Linked DNA regions of Homo sapiens: region 1 is linked to region 2. A link is an interaction called in ENCODE POLR2A ChIA-PET data of the cell type or tissue named here. Cell type or tissue: CD4-positive, alpha-beta T cell. All regions are shown on one strand. Each heading gives the region's core, and the rest is flanking DNA. Links, peaks and the distances in the headings are about the cores only. Region 1 overlaps LOC100288254 (a long non-coding RNA gene). Region 2 overlaps STK10 (serine/threonine kinase 10).

Region 1 (8,199 bases), core at 3,486-5,985, 120 kb after region 2:
CCTCCCAAAGTGCTGGGATTACAGGTGTGAACCACTACACCCAGCCTATTGCAGGTTTTTTACTTTTGTGTGTGTGTGTGTGTGTGTGTGAGACGGAGTCTTGCTCTGTCACCTAGGGTGGAGTGCAGTGACGTGATTTTGGCTCACTGCAACCTCTGTCTCCTGAATTCAAGTGATTCTCCTACCTCAGCCTCCCAAGTAGCTGGGATACCAGGCACCTGCCACCACGCCTGGCTAATTTTTTCTCTTTTTTTTTTTTAGATGAAGTATCACTCTGTTGCCCAACCTAGAGTGCAGTGGTGCAATCATAGCTCACTGCAGCCTTGAACTCCTGGCTCAAGCAATCCTCCCACTTCAGTCTACCAAGTAGCTGGGTCTACAGGTGCACACCACCATGCCCAGCTAACTTAAAAAATTTCTTTTTGGGCTGGGCACGGTGGCTCACACCTGTAATCCCAGCAATTTGGGAGGCCGAGGTGGGTGGGATCACCTGAGGTCAGGAGTTCAAGACCAGCCTGGCCAACATGGTGAAACTCTGTCTCTACTAAAAATACAAAATTAGCTGGACGTGGTGGCACATGCCTGTAATCCCAGCTACTTGGGAGGCTGAGGCAGGAGAATCGCTTGAATCCGGAAGGCAGAGGTTGTGGTGAGCCAACATCTCGCCATTGTACTCCAGCCTGGGCAACAAGAGCGAAACTCCATCTCAAAAAAAAAAATTCTTTTTGTAGAGATAGGGTCTTGTTATGTTGCCTAGGCTGATCTCGAACGACTGAGATCAAGTGATCCTCCTGCCTCAGCCTCCCAAAGTGCCGGGGTTACAGGTGTGAGCCACCACACCTGGCTTAACTTTCTTTTCTTTTTTTTTGTTTTAATTTTGGAGACGGGATCTTGCTCTGTTGCCCAGGCTGGAGTGCAATGGCACAATCTTGGCTCACGGCAGCCTTAACCTTCCAGGCTCAAATGATCTTCTCACCTCAGCCTTTCTAGTAGCTGGGACTACAGCTGCATGCCACCATGCCTGGCTAATTTTCTTTATATTTTGTAGAGACAGGGTCTCACTATGCTGCCCAGGCTGGTCTTAAACTCTGGCCTCAAGTGATCCTCCCGCCTCAGCCTCCCAAAGTGTTGGAATTACAAGCGTGAACCAATGCTCCTTGCTTAACCCTCTTGATAGTGTCTTTTGAAGCACAAAAGGTAGTTTCCTTTTTTTGTTTGTTTTTTTTTTTTTTGGAGATGGGGGTCTCACTATGTTACCCAGGCTAGACTCTGACTCCTGGGCCCAATCCATACTTCCACCTCAGCCTCCTGAAGAATTGGGACCACAGTCATGGACCACTGCACCAGCTGATTTTAATGAAGTCCATTTAACCTATTTTTTTCTTTGATTGCTTGTGCTTTGGGGCTCATATCTAAGAAACCATTGTTGGCTGGGTGCAGTGGCCCGTGCCTATAACTCCAGCACTTTGGGAGGCAAAATGCCTTGAACCCCAGAGTTCAAGACCAGCCTGGACAACATAATGAGACCCTGTATCTACAAAAAAAATTTAAAGAATTAGCTAGGCATGGTGCTGTGTGCCTGTGGTCCCAGCTACTTGGGAGGCTGAGATGGGAGGATCACTTGAGAATGGAAGGTCGAAGCTTCAGTGAGCCATGATCATGCCATTGCACTCCAGCCTGGGTGACAAAGCAATATACCATGTCCGAAAAAGAAAAAGAAAGAAAAACAAAAAGAAACCATTGTCTAAGGCCATGGAGATTTACACTCTAAGAGTTTTATACTTTTAGCACTTACATTTAGGTCTTTGATCTGTTTTGAATTAATATTTTTATTGTGGTAAAATACATATAACATGAAATAACTTATTTTTATTTTTTATAAATGTATTTGAACTAAAGATGGGATTTTGCTATGTTGCTTAAGCTGGTCTTTAACTTCTGGCCTCAAGCAATCCTCCCACCTTGGCCTCCTACAGTTCTGGGATTAGAGGTGTGAGCTACTGCACCCAGCCTGACTTAATATTTATAAATGATGTAAAGTAGGGATCCAACTTCATTCTTTTGCATGTGGATTTCCAGTGTCCCAGCATCATTTGTTGAAAAGATTATTCTATCCACCCCCGCCCACCTTTTTTTTTTTTTTGAGATAGAGTTGTGCTCTTGTTGCCTGGGCTGGAGTGCAATGGCACGATCTCGGCTCACTGCAACTTTCGCCTCCCAGGTTTGAGTAATTCTCCTGCCACAGCCCCCCAAGTAGCTGGGATTACAGGAATGCACCACCATGCCCAGCTAATTTTGTATTTTTAGTAGAGACAGGGTTTCACTATGTTGGCCAGGCTGGTCTCGAACTCCTGACCTCGAGTGATCCACCCACTTTGGCCTCCCAAAGTGCTGGGATTACAGGCGTGAGCCACCACCTCCGGCCATTCTTTCCCCATTGAATTGTCTTGATGCCCTTGTCAAAAATCAATTGACCATAAATGTTAGAGTTTATTTCTGACTGTCAGTTTTATTTCATTGATCTTTTATGTCATGATTATGCGAGTACTACACTGTCTTAATTACTGTAGTTTTACAGTAAGTTTTGAAGCTGGGAAATTCAAGGTTGTATTGTCCTCTTTATGTACTGTTGCATTCTATTTGCTAACTTTTTTTTTTCAGAATCATAAACAGCTCTTTTATTTCTATATTAAAATGATTTTTGTGGCATATTTAGCAATTTAAAAAAATTGTTATTTTAGGTTTGGGGGTACATGTGAAGGTTTGTTACATAGGTAAACACGTGTCATAGGGGTTTGTTGTACATATTATTACATCACCCAGGTATTAAGCCCAGTACCCACTAGTTAGCTTTTCTGCTCCTCCCCCTCCTCCCACTCTCCCTCCTCCAGTAGACCTGTGTCTGTTGTTTCCTCCTTTTTTTTCTTTCTTTCTTTTTTTTGAGACAACGTCTTGCTCTGTCACCCCTGGAGTGCAGTGGCATGATCTCAGCTCACTGCAAACTCCGCCTCCCAGGTGCAAGTGATTCTCCTGCCTCAGCCTCCTGAGTAGCTGGGATTATAAGTGCTCACCATCACGCCCGGCTAATTTTTGTATTTTTAGTAGAGATGGGGTTTCACCATGTTGGCCAGGCTGGTCTCAAACTCCTGACCTCAGGTGATCCGCCCGCCTCAGCCTCCCAAAGTGTTGGGATTACAGGCTGAGCCACCGTGCCTGGCCTGTTTCCTTCTTTTGTTTCCTTCTTTGTGTTCATAAGCTCTTACCATTTAGCCCTTATAACATTTTGTTCTAAATTATTGCATCTCTGGTTATGAATATTTGCCTATAATTTTTTTTTGAGACGTAGTTTCGCTCTTGTTGCTTGAACCGCCTCCCAGGTTCAAGCACTTCTCCTGCCTCAGCCTCCCAAGTAGCTGGGATTATAGGCATGAGCTACCATGCCTGACTTTTTTTTTTTTTTTTTGAGACAGAGTCTCGCTCTGTCACCCAGGCTGGAGTGCAGTGGCATGATCTCGGCTCACTGCTCGGCTCACTGCAACCTCTGCCTCCCGGGTTCGGGCAATTCTCCTGCCTCAGCCTCCCGAGTAGCTGGGATTACAGGCATGTGCCACCAAGCCTGGCTAATTTTTGCATTTTTAGTAGAGACAGGGTTTCACCATGTTAGCCAGGATGGTCTCGATCTCCTGACCTCATGATCCACCCACCTTGGCCTCCCAAAGTGCTGGGATTACAGGTGTGAGCCACCGCACCTGGCCCTAAGTTTGTATTTTTAGTAGAGACAGGGTTTCTTCATGTTGGTCAGGCTGGTCTCGAACTCCTGACCTCAGGTGATCCACCACCTCGGCCTCCGAAAGTGCTGGGATTACAGGCGTGAGCCATTGCACCCAGTGTCTATAGTTCTTTTTTTCCTTAAAGGTCTTTGTCCACTTTTTGTATCAGGTATTATTTTGATTTTATGGAAGAGAAAAGGAAACTCTAAAGAACGGAGGAATGCAGATAAGCAGCAGCAGCAACCCTAGGGCTGAGACAGTGCACTTAAGGAAGAGGCCCTTCTAGGGCTGAGAGCCAGTGCCCCATTGCTGGAGGGGATATGGCCTTGGCTTGGTGAATGGCAGAGAAGTTCCTCTTGTGCCACACCAGTGGAAGTTGCTGGAAATCCCTTCTCTAGGACTTGCTGATAATATGCCCTGTAATGCTGAAAGGCTGTTTATAGGAGGTACCCCACTTAGAGCCATTCTGCTGTGAAACTACCGGGTACTACGAAGTACCTGGAGAAATTGCTCATTGCTAGGTGGTGTAGGCTTCTGCATATTGCAGGATCTGGGCCTTGGAGAAGCTGCCCACCACCTCAGGAGCCTGGTGCTGGAGCAACATATATACTGAAGGAGCTATGCTAGAGAAGCTTGTTTGTGCCGCAAAAGCTGGCCACTTAGAAAGGCTGCACACAGCGCAGGAACCTGGCACTGGAGAAGCCACCCAGGCTGTGGAAACCTACTGAGTGAGTGAGCCTCCTGCAGTGTCTCTCCAGTGCCCTCTACTGTCAAAGCTAAACATTGTGCCAGCTGGCAAAGAAACAATATTTAAAGGGCCCATATTCATTTTCACAGAGCAGGCAATGAAGATTGAGTTTGCATCTGAGATTCAACAATTTGATAACTGGCATAATGTTCTACCTGAAAACTTTAAAACCTGTGCTTCACAACTCTTGGATCTAGGGAATTACAGAAATTAAAGAATTGCTACAAATCCAAATCTATGGGATATATGTAAAGCACATATCCCCAGAAAAACTCATATATCAAAAGAAAATTCATAGCCCTGTTAAAATTTTTAGACAAATTACATTAAAGCAGAATTTATTTAAGCAAAGAATAATTCATGAATCAGGCAATCCTCAAAACCAGAACAGGTTGAAAGATTTGTAGCCTGCAATGTGGGCAGGCAGCACTTATGAATACTTCAGGTGATTACAGCTCAGCATTTGCTTTATTTGAACATGGTCTAATCAGTTGCCCAACTGTGATTGACTGAGGCTTGGCTAGTGTGACCGGCTGAGACTCAGCTACTGTTACAAAAGTATACTCCTAAGTTAGGCTTGTAGTTCGCTGATGTACTAAGGTTACAATTTGTTCCATAAGGACTCAAGTACAGAGGCATCCTCAAGCCAAATTTAGTTTAACAATTCCTCCATTTTGGTCAGCCTCTCAATTTTTGAGAGATTGACCTAAACCTTGAGCATTGATGCCACTCTCTGTCACCATTGCAAATGGACCTATTTGGTTTTAGTATGAAATTCACAAGTCACAAAGTCACAGCAGTTGAATAATTCTTGATGTTCTTGATGATCTAATTGAAGTGAGACCACTGAACACTCAATGGATGGCTTCATACAGACATTTAAGATGACATTTAAGATGGGCATGGTGGCTCACACCTGTAATTCCAGCACTTTGAGAGGCTGAGGCGGGTGGATCACCTGAGGTCAGGAGTTTGAGACCAGCCTGACCAACGTGGTGAAACCCTGTCTCTACTAAAAATACAAAAATTAGCCAGGCATGGTGGCGCATGCCTGTAATCCCAGCTCCTCGGGAGGCTAAGGCAGGAGAATCCCTTGAACCCAGGAGGCGGAGGTTGCAGTGAGCTGAGATCGCGCCATTGCACTCCAGCCTGGGTAACAAGAGAAAAACTCTGTCTCAAAAAAAACACAAAAAACAAAAAACAAAAAAACAAGAGGATATAGTGTACTAGGGGGATTATTATGATGACTGTCAGGAGGAAAATACCAAAAGACTAAAGAGTACTCTTCAATAGGAGTCCCCATGAACCAAACAACCAAATCAAACAAGTCAAAGTTCATACAATATAGGCATCTGAGTTCATTTGGTCATAGTCTTTGTTGAGGCACAATGGCAATTGAGGACCATAGTTCACTGTAGAGTGGTCTGATTTAAAGAGGTATCCAGTTTTGTTGTTAGCCTGTTAACACAAGTCATAGTAACCTGAAGACCCACTAGAAGAACATAAAGATTGGAAAACCTTGGAAAAGCCAAGCTTGCCATCCACCATTTAGGATGTCTGCAAGCCAACTGTTGTTTGCTCCTATAAATACATCGTGTTTCCTTTTTCTTGAGACATTTCCTTAATGTATTTGGTGGCAATACCTAAAGAAACAGCAATATCAGCTGGGCAAGGTGGCTCACGCCTGTAATCCCAGCACTTTGGAAGGCCGAGGCAGGGGGATCACCTGAGGTCGGGAGTTCGAGATCAGCCTGGCCAACATGGTGAACCCCGTCTCTACTAAAAATACAAAAATTAGCCGGGCATGGTGGCACTTGCCTGTAATCCCCGGGAGGCTGAGGCAGGAGAATTGCTTGAACCTGGGAGGCGGAGGTCACAGTGAGTTGAGATAGAGCCACTGCACTCTAGCCTGGGCAACAGAGCAAGACTGTCTCAAAAAACAAAACAAAACAAAAAATCCAGCAACTTTATTTTTAGAGATGCGGTCCTGCTAGGTTGCCTATGCTAGACTTGAACTCCTGAGCTCAAAGCTATCCTTCTGCCTCAGCCTACTGAATAGTTGAGACTACAGGTGTGTGCCATCATGCCCACCTACCATCAACCACCTTTTAAATTAAGCTTTCTGTAGTAGCAAAATCAGGGGAAAGATAGGTACAAGATTCAGTTTTGTTTAGGACCATGCACAAGCCCTGAGCAAAAAGAAGAGCTAAAGCTGTTGATGTTCCTTAAGGGCTTGTTTTCTTGTTTTTTTTTTTTGTTTTTGTTGTTGTTGTTTTGACAGAATCTCGCTCTGTCACCCAGGCTGGAGTGCATTGGTGCAATCTTGGCTCACTGTAACCTCCGCCTCCTGGGTTCAAGCAATTCTTCTGCCTCAGCCTCCCGAGCAGCTGGGATTACAGGCACGCGCCACCACGCTTGGCTAATTTTTGTATTTTTAGTAGAGATGGGGTTTCACCGTATTGGCCAGGCTAGTCTTGAACTCCTGACCTCAAGTGATCCACCCACCTCGGCTTCCCAAAGTGCTAGGATTACAGGCATGAGCCATCGCACCCGGCCCCATTAAGTGCTTTTATTGAAAATGTATGTTGTCATCCACATTTCAGAGGGCGACTTCTACTTATCTGAACCCCTGGGAAGTCTGATTGGCCAAAAAGTCCAAGATTTTTCCCCAAGTTATGAATTAGCTTCAATTCGATACTAACAATACTCCACAATTATCAAGAGTGAGCCCCCAAGAACCCCATTGGAACTGTTCCTCAATGGAAACTAACTTGTCTTCATATACCCAACAATTGCTCTGTTTTTTTGCTGGAGCATGAACCTTAGCTAAAGCCATCCACAAATTATGGTCCCATGGATTTTCCTGGAGAGAAAAGGAAAGGATTAGGGCAGCAGGAAAGAGGGGGTCAGGGGAGGATAAGGCTTTCATGATGCAAAGAAGTCTTGACCCATGATCTTGGGAAAGAGTCCACATCTAGAATGCCTTCTGCTTCTGGAGGGAAAAGTTCCCTCACCAGCTTTACCTGAAAGTCTCCCACAGGTATACAGCTTCAGGAGTCTCGAATCCCACAGGTATACGGCTTCAGGAGTCTCGAATCCCACGGGCGTACGGCTTCAGGAGTCTCGAATCCCACGGGCGTACGGCTTCAGGAGTCTCGAATCCCACGGGCGTACGGCTTCAGGAGTCTCGAATCCCACGGGCGTACGGCTTCAGGAGTCTCGAATCCCACGGGCGTACGGCTTCAGGAGTCTCGAATCCCACGGGCGTACGGCTTCAGGAGTCTCGAATCCCACGGGCGTACGGCTTCAGGAGTCTCGAATCCCACGGGCGTACGGCTTCAGGAGTCTCGAATCCCACGGGCGTACGGCTTCAGGAGTCTCGAATCCCACGGGCGTACGGCTTCAGGAGTCTCGAATCCCACGGGCGTACGGCTTCAGGAGTCTCGAATCCCACGGGTGTACGGCTTCAGGAGTCTTGAGGGGCTCCTTTGAGTTGAGAGTTGTGGATCCAAGTCTCAGAGCACTGAAGTTTTGTGGCAGAGAAGAACTTGTTATGGTCCCTTCCAATAGAGTTCAAGGACAGTCTTTCTCTGGTGTCATTTCCAAAGGACTCAATCGCTGAGTTTTGGACTCTGAGAAATCTAGTTGTCATCTGCTGGTGGGTCATGAAGGCCCCCCCTT
Region 2 (8,199 bases), core at 2,716-5,215:
TCTCTCTGGCCACAAATATATTCTTCCATACTTTACAAAATTGGGATTAAACTGTATACACTGGTCATTCTTACTTTCACTTAACAGTATAGCATGGCTGGACACAGTGGCTCACACCTGTAATCCCCCTGTAAGGCCAGCACTTTGGGAGGGGAGGTGGGTGGATCACCTGAAGTCAGGAGTTTGAGACCAGCCTGACCAACATGGTGAAACCCTGTCTCTACAAAAATACAAAATTAGCCAGGCATGGTGGCACGCACCTATAGTCCCAGCTACTCGGGAGGCTGAGGCAGGAGAATCTCTTGAACCCAGGTGGTGGAGGTTGCAGTGAGCTGAGATGGCACCACTGCACTCCAGCCTGGGTGACAAGAGTAAAACTCCATCTCAAAAAAACAAACAGTATGGCATGCACAGCCCTTCGGAGCACAAAACACTCTTCCCCAACGTCATCTCCAAGGGTGGCAGAATGTTCCACTGAGTGACGGGACCCTCCTCTATTTGAGCAGCTCCCTATCATGGGGCCATGCCACCCTGGTCGCGTGGTGCCGCATCCAAAAGCATAGGCCTTGATTTACATGTTGTCAAATGCTCTCCAAATGGCAGGACCAAGCTATACCCGTGTTCCACCAACACTAGGTATCATCCAGATGTGACGCTGGGCTTGGGTCAGTTCTGCCACATCTGGCTGTGTGTCCTTGGCACTGGCCTCATGATGGTGCAGGTGTAAAGATGCCTATGTCCCACTGTGAGAGGCACTATTGTCCCTATTTTGCAGAAAAGAAAACCAAGGTTCAGAGGGGTGACATCACTTGCCCAGGGTTACACAGCAATGCCAACTGCTGAGCTGCGACTTGTAAGATGAACAGCATCCCCAGGTCAGAAGCCTCTGAAGTGGCCGGGCGCAGTGGCTCATGCCTGTAATCCCAGCACTTTGGGAGGCTGAGGCGGGTGGATCACTTGAGGTCAGGAGTTCAAGACCAGCCTGGCCAATATGGTGAAACCCTGTCTCTACTAAAAATACAAAAATTAGCTGGGTGTGGTAGCACGTGCCTGTAATTCCAGCTACTCGGGAGCCTGAGGCAGGAGAATCGCTTGAACCCAGGAAGCGGAGGTTGCAGTGAGTCGAGATCGCGTCACTGCACTCCAGCCTGGGTGACAGAGCAAGACTCTGTCAAAAAAAAGAAAAAAAAAAGCCTCTGAGGCGAGGAGACCCGCGTGGGGTGGGCTGGGGTCTTCAGGGGTCCTCTCCTAGCCACTGTAGATGGTCCTGCAGCCAGACCAGAGGCCAGCACCAGTGTCTGGAGCTCCAGTTTCCTCATTAACAGAGGCGCCCCAGTCACCTCTCCCCAGCTCAAAGATGGGTTTCCTATCACCTCAAAGTGGCGGTTGTGGGGAGGGCAGTGAGGGCCCCCAAAAAGAAGGGGTCTTGAGAGGGAGCTCAGGCTTCCCCAACCCCGTATCAGGGCCCTCTAAGATGCAAAGCAAGGGTAGAAAGAATCTCAGGGCTGACCAGGGAGGTTCGCCAGCTCTGACAAGGGTCATTGCCTCAGGGTGACAATGCTGGCTCTGACAGTGGCAACTGCCTCATAGGGCCAAGCGTTGGGCCTGGGCTCCCAGACAAGACTGTGTGGAGCTTTCCAGGAAGGAGAGTGAAGGGAAGCCAGGCATCAGCATTAGCTTCTTTCTCCAGGGCACAAATGCTCCACTTCTGGTGCCCTCAACTACAACTCACCCTGGGGCAGGCACGGAGCTGAGACCTTACACTCATCCCACCAGACCCCCCAGTAGCCCTGTGCCGTCTCCAGGCTGGGATGCAGGCTTATTTTATCTTCATAACAGAGAGAGCAACAAACTGAGGCTGATCCCAGAACGCTTTACATCCCTCCACCCAGAAGCACCCTGCAGTGTAACAGGCAAGGGAGGAGTTCAGGGCCTCAAGGCAATCTGCCTCTGTCAAGCCCCAGGAAGGGGAAGATCAGCTTAAGTCACCCCACAGAAATGGCAACAATCACAGTAACAGCCACATTTACATCTTGTGTGTGAGGCAGGACAGTGAGGGCTGGCCACAAGCATCAATGTTCGCAAAGTCGGGGCAAAGGGCTGTTTTGATTTAGACGTCACAGCTCAAGATGCTGAGGATCAGAGGGGTGAGGTGACTTGCCCAAAGTCACACAGCCAACAGGCAGGGAAGCTAGGAGGAAGCTCAGAACTGATTCCAGCGCCACATCATAACCACAATGCGGCCTCCCGAGTGTAGCCACGTCATAACCACAATGCGGGGCCTGTCCAGGGAGAGGCAACAAGCGAGGCCCGGCATTCACTCACTCATCCTTTCAATTGCTCAGCAGGTATTTTTTGTTGTTGTTGTTGTTTAATTTTTTTTTGAGACGGCGTTTCACTCTTGTTGACCAGGCTGGAGTGCAGTGGCGCAATCTCAGCTCACTGCAACCTCCGCCTTTCGGGTTCAAGCTATTCTTCTGCCTCAGCCTCCTGAGTAGCTGGGATTACAGGCGCGCACCATCACGCCCAGCCAATTTTTGTATTTTTAATAGAGATGGCGTTTCACCATATTGGCCAGGCTGGTCTCGAACTCTTGACCTCAGATGATCCACCCGCCTCGGCCTCCCAAAGTGCTGGGATTACAGGTATGAGCGAGCCACTGCACGCCTGCAGCTCAGCAGTTATGAACTGAACATCTACCCTCCGCGGGCCCTGTTCCAAATGCAGGGGACACAAAGATCACTCCTTGTCCTCAGGGACTTCACATCTGCTGGAGGGGACAGAAAATAAAGAAGGAGAAACACAAGAGAATCCCAGTTTGTAACAACAGCCCTGAAGGAAATCTACAGGCAGCTGCCACCATGGTCAGGGAGCGGTGGTCGGGACAGGCCTCTCTGAGGAGGGAATCTGAGTTGAGACCCGGAGAATGAGGAGGAGCCAGCTGTACAGAGTCACAGGTAGACTGGCAGGCAGGGGACCCGCCAGCGCAATGGCAATGGTCCGGAAGCAGAAAGGAGCTGCGCTTCCCTCAGCTCCTCCCAGAGGCACCACTGGCCTCCACCACCCTGCACCACCTGACCCAGGCTGGCTGGAGTTAACTCTTCAGTCACCAGTGCATTGGTAAAGTCCCTCCTCGTCCCCATCCTTCTCCCCAAGTCTTAGTGTCTAATTCTGGCTCTGGTATAGCCTGTTTTTTCTTGTTATTGTTGTTTTCAGACAACCTGCTTTTCAGTCAGGGTCTTGCCCTGTCACCCAGACTGGAGTGCAGTGGTGTGATCACAGCTCACTGCAGCCTTGAATTCCTGGCCTCAAGTGATCCTCCTGCCTCAGCCTCCAGAGCAGCTAGGACTAGATTTGGTGCCACCACGCCTGGCTAATTTTTTAAATTTTTTGGAAGAGATGGAGTCTTCCTATGTTTCCTAGGCTGGTCGTGAACTCCTAGCCACCCGAAGTGCCAGCCCTGCTATAGTCTGTTAGTATGAAAAAATCGGTAAGCTATGGGGGGAGAAGGGAAAAAATGCATCACAGGGGAAGCAGAGAGAAAGGGGAAGAGAAAGAGTGAAGTGGAAGGTGAGTATGGTGGAGAGAGGGAGAAGGGAGAAGGAAGCCTTTCAGCACTCACCCTCCCTGCTCTGCTGACAAGACCCAGAGACACCCTGCACTGCAGGCTGCTGCGGTCCCAGCAGCCCCACCCACCAGGGTGCCAGGAGGGGCCCCAGGAGCACTCAGCTTCCCCGCCCTGACACCCGCCCTTTTCCCCTGCCACTTCCTGTGCTAGTCCTGCCTGCACCCCTCACCACTTCCTCTGCATGAGAGGCCACCATCCATCGCCATCCAGCTGAGGCACGCTTGCAAAGAAGGGTGACATTCCTGGGCACAGAGACCACAAGGCCAAGAGTAGACACCGCACTGAAGCGACCGTGGACTGCCCAACAAGCCCGTTTGTCTTTCTCTCTGTGCTATGCAAGAGAAAAGAGACACGCTCCTGGCCAGAAAGATCTGGATGCAAGTCCCAGCCCTGCCAAAAAAAAGCTATGTGACCCTGAGTAAGTCACTGTACCTCTCTGGGTCTCTGCTTCATCAGGTGTGGAGTGAGGATATCCCCCTACCTTTCATGGGGATACGAGAAGAATAAATGATGGACATGTAGGAACTGAGCAAAAGTCAACTCCCTACTCATCTATCTTGTTCACTTTGGAACCCACAGGGCCTGGCACAAGTAGGTGCTCAATAAACAATCTAGAGCTAACACTTACATGACTTCTTCCAGTGTCCTAGACTAAGTGGTTTCCATGGGTTGTCTCATTTCATCTTCCAACAGCCCTATGTGATTGTACCATTACCATCACCATTTCACAGCTTAAGAAACTGAGGCAGAGATAAGTAAATTCCTCAGCATCACACAGCCTGCAAGAGGTAGAGCCAGGCTTGAACTGCAGGAATTCCTCCAGGTTCCCAGACAACCTCTGATCCGCAGCAGACACAAGCTTGCCTTCCTGTCTCATCCTCTCTGCTCTCTTTCCATCTCCTAAGATGCCCTAGACTCTTTCATGCCTCCTGTCTCACAAACATCTTCTCAGGCTGGTCACCTCTCACCTGTCACCTCACTCCCTCAGCTCTGATTCGGGTTCCAACTACAGCTCTGGCCTTCCCTCCCACACCCACCTGGTTCGGTCACCAGGGTCGGTCACTCTGGCCCAGCCTCCATTCAGCATGGACCACCTTAGTTTTGGGCAGCCAGGAATCCTGGCTCTGGCACCCTGCAATTGTGTCGCCTCTCTGGTCATGGCCTCCTCCCCCATCAAAAGACAGTCCTTCTCTAATGTTACATGGGCTGACCTGATCAGGCCCTGGGGGACTTAAGGCAGGCAGGACATTTTTTGAGATCAAAACTGCCAAGTCTAAATTCATTGGCTTAGCATTCAAAGCTCTCTTGACTTGGTCCCTGCTATGGTCCGAGTGTCTGTGTCCCTACAAAATTCTTATGTTGAAATCCCAACCTCCAAGGTGATAGCATTAGAAGGAGGGGCCTTTTGGGAAATGATTAGGTCTTAATGAGATTAGTGTTCTTGTAAAACAGACCCCAGAGGCCGGTGCGGTGGCTCACGCCTGTAATCCCAGCACTCTGGGAGGCCGAGGCGAGTGGATCACTTGAAGCCAGGAGTTTGAGACCAGACTGGCCAACATGGTAAAACGCCATCTCTACTAAAAATACAAAAATTAGCCAGATGTGGTGGTGCACGCCTGTGATCCCAGCTACTCTGGAGGCTGAGGCACAAGAATCACTTGAACCCAGGAGGCGATCATGCCGCCAGTGAGCCGCGATCATGCCACTGCACTCCAGCCTGGATGAAGGAGTGCAGTCTTTAAAAAAAAAAAGAAAAGACCCTAGAAGGCTAGCTGTCCTTCTGTCCCTCCCACTATGTGAGGTCACAGCGAGAAGGCACCATCTATGAAGCAGAGCAGGCCCTCGTTAGACACCAACTCTGTGGGAGCCTTGATCTTGGACTTCCCAGCCTCCAAACTATGTGAAATAAAATGTTTATTGTTTGCAAGCCATCCAGCCTATGGTATTTTGTCACGGCAGCCCGAATGAGCCACGCCCCCAAATGCTATTGCAGATCTGGCCTGGCCCTGGCCCATGCCCACTTCCCAAATCCAGTGACCACTGGGTTTGAGGAGGCAACAGTAGAGGCCAGATCTGTCGTGCCCAACATGGCAGTCACTAGCCACATGTCACTATCGAGCACCTGACATGTGGCTGGTGCAGATGGAGATGTGCCATAAGTGCAACACCCACCAATTTCAAAGACTTCGCATGAAAAAGAATACAACACATTGCTTTAATTCTGCATTTATTACATGCTGAAGTGATAAATATACCATTAAAATTCATTTCCCTATTTTTCCTCTGGTTTGAATGAGGTGACTAGGAAACCTGCCATTGCCTGTATAGCCTGCGTAACACTCCCTTGGACAGCATCATTAGCCCAGAGACAGAAGGGACCAACTTACCTGTTTTTGTTTTGTTTTGTTTTGTTGAGACAGAGTCTTGCTCTGTTGCCCAGGCTGGAGTGCAATGGCGCTTTCTCAGCTCACTGCAACCTCTGCCTCCCAGGTTTCAGGTGATTTTCCTGCCTCAGCCTCCCAAGTAGCTGGGACTACAGGCATGAGCCACCACACCCAGCTAATTTTGTATTTTTAGTACAGATGAAGTTTCACCATGTTGGCCAGGCTGGTCTCGAACTCCTGACCTCAGGTGATCCACCCACCTCGGCCTCCCAAAGTGCTGGGATTACAGGTGTGAGCCACCGCGCCCAGCCCAGGATCAAATTATCTGATACTTACAGAGAAGACCGAAATCTGGGATTTTCTGTGAAATCTCTTCATTTAAAAATACTGGCAATCAAGTCAAATTTGGTTCAACCCGCGTGGGGGCCACACCGTGTGGCCCCATCCTCAGGCCACATCAGGCCGCTACATCAGGCTCAACGGCCAGCAGTCAGCAACCTCGGGCCACTCATGGGCCGGCCTCTCTCCTGGCCTGGACTTCCTTCCCTCCACCTTATCACCATCCCGCCTGCCGTACCAGGTGGAAGCTTCCCCGCTCTCGGCTGGCTGCCTGCTTGTCCCTGTACAACTCTCATCTCAGGCAGCACCTTTCGGTCTCCTCCCCCATGACACACTGGAAGCAGCAGGGGAGGCCGCCTTCTTATCCTGAGCACCTACGGTGGCTAACTGGATACCCGCTGTATGAGCTACTCAGGCAATTCTCACAATAGCTCCCGCAGGTGTAGTCAGCCCCACTGTACTCATGGGGAAGCTGAGGGAGGCTGAGACAAGCCACTTGCCTGAAAGGACACAGTGGCTAAATGGCACAGCCGGGATGCAAACCCTGGCTTCTCTGACTGAAAGACCCAACTCTCTCATTGCACACCCAGAGACCTGACAGAGGAGGTCAACAAATACCGTCTGCCGGGCTGAATAAAGGAACGCTCGTCTGCACAAGACAGTGGTTCTCAGCTGGAGCCATTATGCCTCCCTCCCCCATGGAGCATGTGGCAACGTCTGGGGACACTTTTGGTTGCCACAACTGCAAGGAGGTGTTCTGGCATCCAGTGGGCTGAAGCCAGGGATCCTGTGGAACACCCTATAATGTACGTAACAGCTCCATAACAAAGAACGACCCCACCCAAAATGCCAGTAGTGCCAGGTGAGGAAGCGCTGGTATGAGGGCTATGCTATCAACACCGAGGTATTCCTGCCTTGTCCCTAAAGTCATAGTGACAGGTCAGGAGCTTCTCCATCTGACACCAAGAGCAGCAATCATAACACCTCATCGTCATTTCCTGAGCCCTTCCTGGGTGAGAATCAGATGCTAAACACATCACCTCCTCAACTCCTCTCAGCCCTGTGGCCAACTCCACTTTGCAGACACAAGATTCAGGTTCAGAGGAGGAGGTGGTCACCTATTTGGGGTTCAAATAGGGCCAGGACTAGGACCCAGATCCTACTGAGCCCCAAATCTCTTCCCTTCACCACCACCCTGTTCCACTACCCTCAGCAGCAGGGGGCCTGAGAGTGACCACCCAGGGCTGTTCTGGGGGCTATGGGGTGACAACCTCTGGAGAGTCCCCCTAATCTAGGTAACCTTGGCAGGCCAGGCCACAGGAGAGTCCTAGGTGGAGGGCGGGTCCATCTGTTTGTTTCGATCCCTTCCACCGCAGCTTGCTTTCGCATCAGCCAAAAAAAATTCCCAGAACGGCCAGTGTGAAATCAGACCCGCAGGGCTGTGGGCAGGGCCCCACGCAGAAGCCGAAGGGCGTCATCCACGGGAAGTTCAGACCCCCTTGGATGAGGGCTGAGTCACGAGTTAGAAACCCACTCACAATAGCATGGACTTGGGTTTAAAAATACTTGGCTGAGCGGAAACAAGGTTACTGCCTGGGGCCAGATCTCTTTCCGGAGGAGGAGGGGAGGACTGAGACCTTCCCCATCCCCAGAGGAAGTGGAAACCCAAGCTTTCAAACTAGTAGGCAGGAGAGGAGGTGAAAGGAGAAGACTCTGGCTCAGGGACGGGCAAGACGGCCTGGGAGGGCTCCTACCTCACTTAACCTGAGCTTCCTCTCAACCAGGCAGGGAGGGCAGAATGTCACATCACTCCTAAAGCCAGCACACAGCAGAGGCACCTAAGCTCTG

What was found. ChIA-PET counts read pairs that join two places held together with the same protein. Peaks named below come from ENCODE experiments on the same cell type or tissue, not always from the same donor. Only the 100,000 strongest peaks of a DNase experiment are listed, where the experiment ranks them.
Region 1: POLR2A ChIA-PET joins it to region 2 with 7 read pairs; 21 of 35 experiments call an interaction of 5 or more read pairs at or near these places.

Annotation. Positions count from the first base shown.
Region 1 is chr5:172,289,144-172,297,342 of GRCh38, forward strand. LOC100288254 (a long non-coding RNA gene) reads left to right here. Exons shown (of 2, transcript NR_130933.1): 2 at 7,591-8,199. Among named protein-coding and RNA genes, the nearest start is that of UBTD2, 9.5 kb to the left of the region's middle. In CD4-positive, alpha-beta T cell, for the core only: CTCF peaks have their summits at 4,534 (motif pointing left) and 4,733; a DNase peak (open chromatin) is centred at 4,518.
Region 2 is chr5:172,171,805-172,180,003 of GRCh38, forward strand. The region is part of intron 1 of STK10 (serine/threonine kinase 10); the gene reads right to left. Among named protein-coding and RNA genes, the nearest start is that of STK10, 12 kb to the right of the region's middle. RefSeq lists a silencer at 3,467-3,693 and enhancers at 7,251-7,360, 7,591-8,199. In CD4-positive, alpha-beta T cell, for the core only: CTCF peaks have their summits at 3,107 and 3,309; DNase peaks (open chromatin) are centred at 3,027 and 3,737; H3K4me3 peaks cover 2,084 bases; H3K27ac peaks cover 2,322 bases.